2 separate regions of the Homo sapiens genome follow, and region 2 is linked to region 1. A link is a contact called in ENCODE Hi-C or POLR2A ChIA-PET data. All regions are on one chromosome and are shown on one strand. The core of a region is the stretch at or near the end of the contact, and the rest is flanking DNA. Distances in the headings are between cores, read along the strand shown. Region 1 holds the start of MRPL54 (mitochondrial ribosomal protein L54). Region 2 holds the start of VMAC (vimentin type intermediate filament associated coiled-coil protein).

Region 1 (4,479 bases), core at 1-2,500:
CCCCGACTTCAGGACCCAGCCCCAAGCCCAGACCCTAGTCCCCCCTCAGACCGAAGACCTCAAGCGCCGACTCAGACTGCGCTCTGCACCTCGAGGACACTCACTTCCCAAATCGAGGCCGCCTCAGCCCCGCGCAGCCTCCAGGACCCCGCTCCCCACGGACGGCCCCGACGTAGCCCGGGCCGCGTCCCCAGAAGGCGCAGCTCGGGGATTCCCGGTCCCGGCGCCCGCTCCTCTATCCGCGCAGAGCCCTGGCCCATTGAGCATGCGCGGCCTCGCGAGGCCTGCTGGGAAATGTAGTTCTCCCACCCAGCCTCGCCACGCGGGGGCGCTGGGACAACTGCAGATGTTGGAGGGGAGTTCGAATCCCAGGCTTCCCGGCCCGCAGACTGCCCCGGCTGGCCCCAGGACCTGTTTGTTCTCCTGCAAAATAGGGTTAATAATCACTGCCTGGCTCTGGGGGCTGTGTTCATTATTCCAAAGGATGGCAGATGGGGAGAAGTGGGGTTGGGAAATATTAAAGAAGTGTGAGAGGTGGTTTCCTTGGGACCTTGAGGCACCGGAAGCGTCGTGGAGACCCTGTTAAAGACGGACTTTCGGTTTGGCTCACAGTAGGGAGACACATAGGTGCACCATGGATTTGGGGTCGGCCTGGGAACTTTACCTCCCTGAGAACTCAGTTTCCTCATTATAAGCTGGGGAAAAAATAGTACCTACCTCTCAATTGTGAGGATTAAATTAGATCAAGCGGGTTAAGGATTTAGCAGTAGTAGAGCTGGAAAAGAATATATAAAATATATATTATTAATTTATATATTATATATAAAACATACTATATATTATATGTATTATATATGTTATATATAATTTTAAAAATATAATGTTATAAAAATTAACAGTGATTAGACTCCAGCCCTACTGGAGTATATTAGACTCATTGTTAATCTTCTTTTTTTAACTTTAAAGCTTTGAATAATTACTCATTGGATGGAATCAGGAACATATAAAGTGTGATATTTTTAGTAAATGTTATGTAATTGAAGAAGGGCAAGAAGTCAATGAAATATCCCTTGAACGCCTCCTCCTATAGTAACTGTGTATGTCTACAAAAGTCTGAAGAAATCACCATAGATTATGAAAGCTTGGGAGACCGCATTTCCCAGACACCTCCACGGGGCCTACACTTCCACGGGGCCTACAACTCCCAAACACCCTTGGGCCACTGACGTCTTCCGGAAACGTGCACTTGCAAGCTGCCCGCAATACGTCATGGCGACCAAACGCCTTTTCGGGGCTACCCGGACGTGGGCCGGCTGGGGGGCCTGGGAGCTCCTAAACCCCGCCACTTCCGGAAGACTCCTGGCCCGGGATTATGCCAAGAAACCAGGTGAGCTGGGTTAAGAGGAACCAAATGGGGACGGTGGGTGCACTGAGGAATTGACAGTGCGCAGGCGGTGGTTGGGGAGGTGGTGCTAGAACTGATGCGCAAGCGCAGAGAGGCGGATGCCAGGCTGTATGCGCAGGCGCAGTTTGAGGGACCCAGCGCCGCTTGGAGCTCGGGCGTCTGGCTCGGAGATACTGTAGCGATTGGACCCAGGGCGCAGGCGCCAGCTTGGGGCGGAGCGGCCTGGGAGGAGGATGTGGTTACGTGGAGACCACGCGTTTCACTGCGCAGGCGCGGGTTGGAAAGGATTTGAAGGGAGTCTGGGGAGGTCATGAACTTGGGTTCCAGTTCTGTTTCTCTGCCTGCCTCCAAATCGCTGGGTAACCTTGGCCAAGACGTTACCAAACATTCAAAGAAATTATGGAGCCCGTTTAATTGGCCACTTCAGCAAGAACAAAACAAGGTTATTAAGGTTTAGCTGGATACAGCCTTGCCTGATCTCCTTTGTTGAAAGGGGGAAATTGTCCAATGTTCGGCCTTAAAGACAGACACATAGCAGACAAAATATAACTTGAATGACTTGGTCATTCCAAGCATCGGTGTTACTTAATGCTATGTCCAAATCCCACTTAAAGTTACTTAATGCTGTGTCCAAATCCCACTTAAAGTGATTTCGAGGCCAGGCATGATGGCTCACACCTTTATTCCCGGCACTTTGGGAAGCCAAGGAGGGAGGATCGATTGCTTGAACCCAGGAGTTCGAGACCAGCCTGGGCAACATAGCAGGACCCTGTTTGTATAAAAAAAAAAAAAAATTGCCTGGCGCGGTAGCTCACGCCTGTAATCCCAGCACTTTGGGAGGCTGATGCAGGTGGATCACAAGGTCAGGAATTCAAGATCAGCCTGACCAACATGGTGAAACCCTAGCTCTACTAAAAATACAAAAATTAGTGGGGCATGGTGGCACATGTCTGTAATCCCAGCTACTCAGGAGGCTGAGGCAGGAGAACTGCTTGAACCCAGGAGGCGGAGGTTGCAGTGAGCCGAGATCACGCCACTGCACTCCAGCCTGGGCGACACAGTGAGACTCTGTCTCAAAATAAATAAATAAATAAATAAAAATAAAAATAAGCGGGGCATGGTGGCTCACAACTGTGATCTCAGCTACTTGGGAGGCTGAGGCAGAAGGATCACTTGAGCCTGGGAGTTTGAGGCTGCAGTGAGCCATGATTGTGCCCCTGCCCTCCAGCCTGGGCTTTTATTTTTTATTTTTTTATTTTCTTCAGACGGAGTCTCGCTCTGTCGCCCAGGCTGGAGTGTGCAGTGGCGCAATCTTGGCTCACTGCAAGCTCCGCCTCCTGGGTTCACGCCATTCTCCTGCCTCAGCCTCCCAAGTAGCTGGGACCACAGGTGCCCACCACCATGCCCGGCTAATGTTTTTGTATTTTTAGTAGAGATGGAATTTCACCATGTTAGCCAGGATGGTCTCAACCTCCTGACCTCGTGATCCGCCCACCTTGGCCTCCCAAAGAGCTGGGATTACAGGCGTGAGCCGCCGCGCCCGGCCGGGCTGTCTTTATTTTTTAATTTTTTAGATTTTTTATTTTTTTGAGATGGAATCTTGCTCTGTAACCTAGGCTGGAGTGCAGCGATGCGATCTCAGCTCACTGCAACCTCCGCCTCCCGGGTTCAAGTGATTCTCCTGCCTCAGCCTCCCGAGTAGCTGGGATCACAGGCATATGCCACCATGCCCAGCTAATTTTTTTTTTTGTATTTTTAGTAGAGACAAGTTTTCACCATGTTGGCCAGGCTGGTCTTAAACTCACCTGACCTCAGGTGATCTTCCCACCTCGGCCTCCCAGAGTGCTGGGATTACAGGCATGAGCCACTATGCCTGGCTGAGACCCTGTCTTTAAAAAAAAGTTTTGAGTGGCCGGGCGCGGTGGCTCACGCCTGTAATCCCAACACTTTGGGAGGCCAAGGTGGGCAGATCACGAGGTCAGGAGATCGAGACCATCCTGGCTAACACGGTGAAACCCCGTCTCTACTAAAAATACAAAAAATTAGCTGGGCGTGGTGGTGGGCGCCTGTAGTCCCAGCTACTTGGGAGGCTGAGGCAGGAGAATGGCTTGAACCCGGGAGGCGGAGCTTGCAGTGAGCTGAGACTGCGCCACTGCACTCCACCTGGGCAACAGAGCGAGACTCCGTCTCAAAAAAAAAAAAAAAGAAAGTTTTGAGTGTAGCAGAGTCCAGCCAGGGGCAGAGGCCACCTGAGACAGGGTTCTGTGAGAGAAGTTTGGCTTCCAGAGGAGGGGCTGGGCTGAAATGACTCTCCCTCTCGTCTCCCCAGTTATGAAGGGGGCCAAATCGGGAAAAGGTGCAGTGACCAGCGAGGCCCTCAAGGACCCCGACGTATGCACAGATCCTGTCCAGCTCACCACATATGCCATGGGCGTCAACATCTACAAGGAAGGGCAGGATGTACCCCTGAAACCGGATGCTGAGTACCCTGAATGGTGAGTAGGCCAGGCTGTGTCATCCTGCAATGACTATTCCTTCCTCCGCCCCAGGAGGACCCCTTCCCGGAGAGGCGGATCGCCACTCCAGCCGGAGCCTAATAGTCACACCTACCCATCCTGGCTTTAGGGCAGGGGGCTTCAGGGCTCTGCCCATCTGTAATGGGGTGATGGGACCCATCCCTCCCTCAGAGGGCTGTGAGGAATTCATGAGATTAGAACACATGTCAAGTACCTAAAACAATGCTTTATCTTAAGCAAATACTTAAAAAAAATTTTTTTTCAGGCTGGGCGCCGTGGCTCACACCTGTAATCCCAGCACTTTGGGAGGCAAGGCGTTTGGATCACCTGAGGTCAGGAGTTCGAGACCAGCCTGGCCAACATGGTGAAACCTCGTCTCTACTAAAAATATAAAAATTAGCCGGGTGTGGTGGCACATTCCTGTAGTCCCAGTTACTTGGGAGGCTGAGGCACGAGAATTGCTTGAGCCTGGGAGGCAGAGGTTGCAGTGAGCTGAGATCACGCCATTGTACTCCAGCCTGGGCAACAGAGTGAGACTTGGTCTCAAAAAAAAAAAAA
Region 2 (4,479 bases), core at 1-2,500, 2.1 Mb after region 1:
GGCAATACTGGTGGTGCTGTAGGCTTTGCGGTGGCAATCGGTGCCATCGGGGATATCCCAGTACTGACGAAAAACCTTCGGCGCCATAGCCCGCAATCTCGATCCCGCACCACGGACCCCGCCAGCTCGGGAAGCGCAAGGGCAGCCGCGGCTGGCTATCGCGAGACTTCTCGGGCTGCGCGCGCAACCTTTCGGGCTAGCGGGCCGGCAACAAGTGAGCAACTTTATTGATAGGCGCGGACATGGACATGGATCGCGCGCACGCGCCGGGGACCGGCCTGGAGGAAGAGAGTAGCACGTGCATCCCCAGGCCGATTCCTAGAGGGTGAAACTGAGGACGACTGCGATCAGTGCAGACAGATTTCGCTAGTCCCAGCTCAGGGAGTCCTAGGTTAGGGACTACTAGAGGCGGGGACTATCTACTAGGGGAGGGGCCGGGCTCAGACTGGGACGGGCGGGACTCCAGTTGATAGGAGCAAGACATGACGAAACAATGACTGGGGGGCGGGGCATGGCGGGGATGTGGCCACACCCAGTGTCAGAATCTGCATAGCGAGTGGTCATGCCCTGTGGTCAGTCACCAAGCTGGAGTCTGAGCAGCGTGCTACTGTTTTGGGCCGTGGACAGGATCAGGGGCGGGGATTATCGGGAAAGTGACCAATGACAATACGAGAAGCTCAGCGGGACGTGGCCTCTGTTCACCCCGCGGCTGTCCCACGCCCTAGGCCGGATGAAGTACACAGGCGCTTGACTTGGGGGCGTGGCTAGAATTGGAGGCATAACCTAAAAGGGACTTGACCAATCTGAGACTGTATAAGGGATGAAGGGGCGAGGCCGTGCCTGGATCTACCCCTGACAGGCCACAGGTTCGGGGGGCGTGGTCAGGCTTGCTGTTTCGCGGAGTCCGGGCCAATCCTGGTGTTAGCTTCCAAGTAGGGAGGGGACAGTATCGAAGGTGTGACCAATCTTGTTTCCAGAGCCTGAGTTGCGCGAGCCGCCAAAGGATGTGGCCAGCCTGGGGGCGTGGCTGTCAAGATCTTGTCCAATCCTAGAGTGAGCCCAAACTCAGGGGCGGAGTTTCATGATCCCGGAACCGGTGGTAGTGTTTGGGTTTGAGGAGAGCACGACCCAGCCCTCTGGGGTGGGGTCTAGCGGGGTCAGCGACCAATCGCGCCGAGGTCTAGTGGGGCGGGGCCCTCCCGGGGGCGGGGCCTGTGCCAGTTCCGGGCCGCCTGGGGGCGTGGCCGGGCCTGTACAGCAGCCTGGGCCATGTCGGCGCCGCCGGCCCTGCAGATCCGGGAGGCAAACGCACACCTGGCAGCCGTGCACCGGCGCGCAGCGGAGCTGGAGGCGCGGCTGGACGCGGCGGAGCGCACGGTGCACGCCCAAGCCGAGCGCCTGGCCCTCCACGACCAGCAGCTGCGCGCCGCCCTAGACGAACTGGGTCGCGCCAAGGACCGGTGAGGCCCGGGGCCGGCCAGGTGGACTTCACCGAGGCGGTAGGCGGAGGCAGAGCCGAGGCTGGAAAGCGAGGAAGGGCAGGGGGAACCGTGTGCACTTGTATAGACGCTAGACTGAGTATCGGATTGATAAAAACACCAAAAAACTCGAATTAGTAATCAGTATGTAAAGTTGCGAGAAGTGACACAGGTGTGGACCTCTAACTTCAAACAGGCCCACTTTCCCACAGGTGCTGAGCGACGCAGGGACCACAGACCGCCCAGCGTAGGCATTGGGAGCCATAGCAGGCTCTTCAGCAGGGGAGGAGGGGATCATATCAGCATTTTAACTTTTAAAATTTATTATTATTTTTTTGAGACGGAGTTTCGCTCTTGTCGCCTAGGCTGGAGTGCAGTGGCGTGATCTCAGCTCACTGCAACCTCCACCTCCCAGATTCAAGCGATTCTCCTGCCTCAGCCTCCCGTGTAGCTGGGATTACAGGCGCCCGCCACCACGCCCGGTCGATTTTTTGTATTTCTAGTAGAGACTGGTTTTCGTCACGTTGTGCAGGCTGGTCTCTAACTCCTGACCTCAGGTGATCCGCCCGCCTCAGCCTCCTAAAAGTGCTGGGATTACAGGGGTGAGCCACCGCACCCGGCCTAAATTTATTATTTTTGAGGCAGGGCCTCACTCCTATGCCCAGGCTGGAGTGCACCTCGACCTCCGGAGCTCAGGTGATTCTCCCACCTCAGTCTCCCAAGCAGCTGGGACTACAGGCGTCCACCACCACGCATGGCTTATTTTTTGTATTTTTTTGTAGAGACAGTTTTGCCCTGTTGCCCAGTTTGGTCTTGAACTCCTGGGCTCAAGCAGTCCTCCCACCTCACCCTTCCAAAGTGCTGGGATTACAGGCTAAGCCACCATGCCTATCTATTATTTTTGAGAGAGGGTCTTGCTCTGTTGCCCAGGCTGGAATGCAGTGGTGCGATCTCGACTCACTGCAGTCTCACCCTCCCTCCTCAGCCTCTCAAGTAGCTGGGATTACAGGCGTGCGACAGCACACCTGGCTGATTTAAAAAAAAAAATCCTTTAGAAATGGGGTCAGACTATGTTGCCTAGGCTGGCCTTGAACTCCTGGGCTCAAGTGATCCTCCTGCCTCAGCCTCCCGAAGTGCTGGGATTATAGGCACGAGCCACCATGCTGGCCCATATCAGCATTGTTGAAGAGTCCCTCTGACAGCTGAGGATGAAAGAGATGAGACAGGCACCCAGGGAGGTGGGAGGAGCTGGGTCCCAGGTGGGAACTATTACTTCAGAGCTAATTGGACATATTCATTTTTACCGAGCACCTGCTCTGTGCCAGGCACTCATTCATTCGTCTTCATTGAGCACCTACTGTGTGTCAGGCATTCTGCTGAGTACTGGAGCACATCAGTAAGACTTAGCCTTGCCCATTGGGTATCCACAGTCCAGTGGAGAGACAGACATGTCACTGGGCAGTTACATCATTGGTGGCCAGCGGCCATGATGGAGGGGCATATGGGGCTCTGAGGGATCTCAGAGTGAAGGCTTCCCAGAGGAAGAGCCTACTAAGAATAGGTGGGAAAAGATAATGGAAAGGAACGAACTGCAGGAAGAGTGAGGGGACGAAATGAGGGTTCTCATAAGAAAATGCCATAAACTGGCTGGGTGGTGGCTCACGCCTGTAATCCCAGCACTTTGGAAGGCTGAGGCAGGCAGATCACCTGAGGTCAGGAGTTCGAGACCAGCCTGGCCAACATGGCGAAACCCTGTCTCTACTAAAAATACAAAAAAATTAGCTGGGTGTGGTGGCACACGCCTGTAGTCCCAGCTACTCGGGAGGTTGAGGCACGAGAATCGCTTGAACCCAGGAGGCGGAAGTTGCAGTGAGCCGAAATTGTGCCACTGCACTCCAGCCTGGGCAACAGAGAGAGACTCTGTCTCAAACAAACAAAAAAACAAAATGCCATAAATTAAGTGGCTTAAACAAGAGGTTTGTTTCTCAGCGTTCTGGAGGCTGGACGTCCGAGAGCAGGGTGCCAGCATGGTCAGGTTATGGGAGGGCCCTCTTCCGGGCTTGCAGATTTCTGGCTTCTCTCTGTGTCCTCACAGGGCAGAGAGAGCCAGGGAGTTCTTTTGTATCTCTTCATATAAGCACACTAATCCCATCATAGAGACCCCCACCCTGACAACCTCATCTAACCCTAATCACCTCCAAAAAGCTCCATCTCTAAATACCCTTCTGCTATGGTTAGACTTTGTGTTTCCACCCAAATGTCAGCTTGAATTGTAATCCCATAATGCCCACGTGGTGTGGAAGGAACTGGTGGGAGGTAAATGAATCATGGGGGATGGTTTCCCCTTCATGCTATTCTCATGATAGTGAGTGAGTTCTCATGAGATCTGATGGCTGGGCGCAATGGCTCACGCCTATACTCTCAGCACTTTGGGAGGCCGAAGCGGTCAGATCACCTGAGGTCAAGAATTTGAGACCAGCCTGGCCAACATGGTGAAACCCTGTCTCTACTAAAAAAAAAAAAAAAAAAAAAAAAAATTAGCTGGGCATGGTGGCACACGCCTGCAGTCCCAGCTACTGGGGAGGCTGAGGAGGCAGAATTGCTTGAACTCGGGAGGCGGAGGTTGCAGTGAGCCGAGATCACACCACTGCACTCCAGCCTGGATGACAGAGCTAGATTCCGTCTCAATCAATAAGGGAGATCTGATGGTTTTATAAGGGATTCCCCCTTTGCTGGTCTCTCACTGTCTCTCCTGCTGCCCTATAAAGAGGTTCCTTCCATCATGATTGTAAGTTTCCCGAGGCCACCCCCAGCCATGTGGAAATGTGAGTCAATTACACCTCTTTATAAATCACCCAGTATCAGGTATGTCCTTAGAGCATCGTGAGAATGGACTAATACACCTCCCATTGGGGTTAGGACTTCATCATATGAATTTTGGGGAGACAGAAAGATGCAGTTCAGGCTGGGTACAGTGGCTCAGCCTGTAATCCCAGTACTT

Evidence for each region. A loop is a pair of places that touch in the nucleus more often than their neighbours do. ChIA-PET counts read pairs that join two places held with the same protein, here RNA polymerase II (POLR2A). Pooled maps may share reads with other maps.
Region 2: a map of ascending aorta shows a loop between it and region 1 (10-fold over the local background). The contact joins the promoter of VMAC here to the promoter of MRPL54 in region 1. A Hi-C loop is called at or near these places in 1 of 168 maps with a recorded cell type or tissue (ascending aorta), 2 of 37 single-sample maps with no recorded cell type and 11 of 50 pooled maps. POLR2A ChIA-PET finds 5 or more read pairs at or near these places in 1 of 52 experiments (activated B cell).

Annotation. Positions count from the first base shown.
Region 1 is chr19:3,761,432-3,765,910 of GRCh38, forward strand. MRPL54 (mitochondrial ribosomal protein L54) reads left to right here and starts at 1,251. Exons shown (of 3, transcript NM_172251.3): 1 at 1,251-1,387; 2 at 3,735-3,900. The coding sequence starts at 1,270. APBA3 (amyloid beta precursor protein binding family A member 3) reads right to left here and starts at 261. Exons shown (of 11, transcript NM_004886.4): 1 at 105-261. It overlaps LOC105372248 (a long non-coding RNA gene), which reads right to left and starts at 1,209. Exons shown (of 3, transcript XR_936268.1): 1 at 1,127-1,209; 2 at 718-775; 3 at 323-423. RefSeq lists a silencer at 146-463 and an enhancer at 1,125-1,614.
Region 2 is chr19:5,903,622-5,908,100 of GRCh38, forward strand. VMAC (vimentin type intermediate filament associated coiled-coil protein) reads left to right here and starts at 1,251. Exons shown (of 2, transcript NM_001017921.4): 1 at 1,251-1,460. The coding sequence starts at 1,270. It overlaps NDUFA11 (NADH:ubiquinone oxidoreductase subunit A11), which reads right to left and starts at 169. Exons shown (of 4, transcript NM_175614.5): 1 at 1-169. The coding sequence starts at 87. RefSeq lists enhancers at 1-247, 57-351, 925-1,044 and a silencer at 1,085-1,434.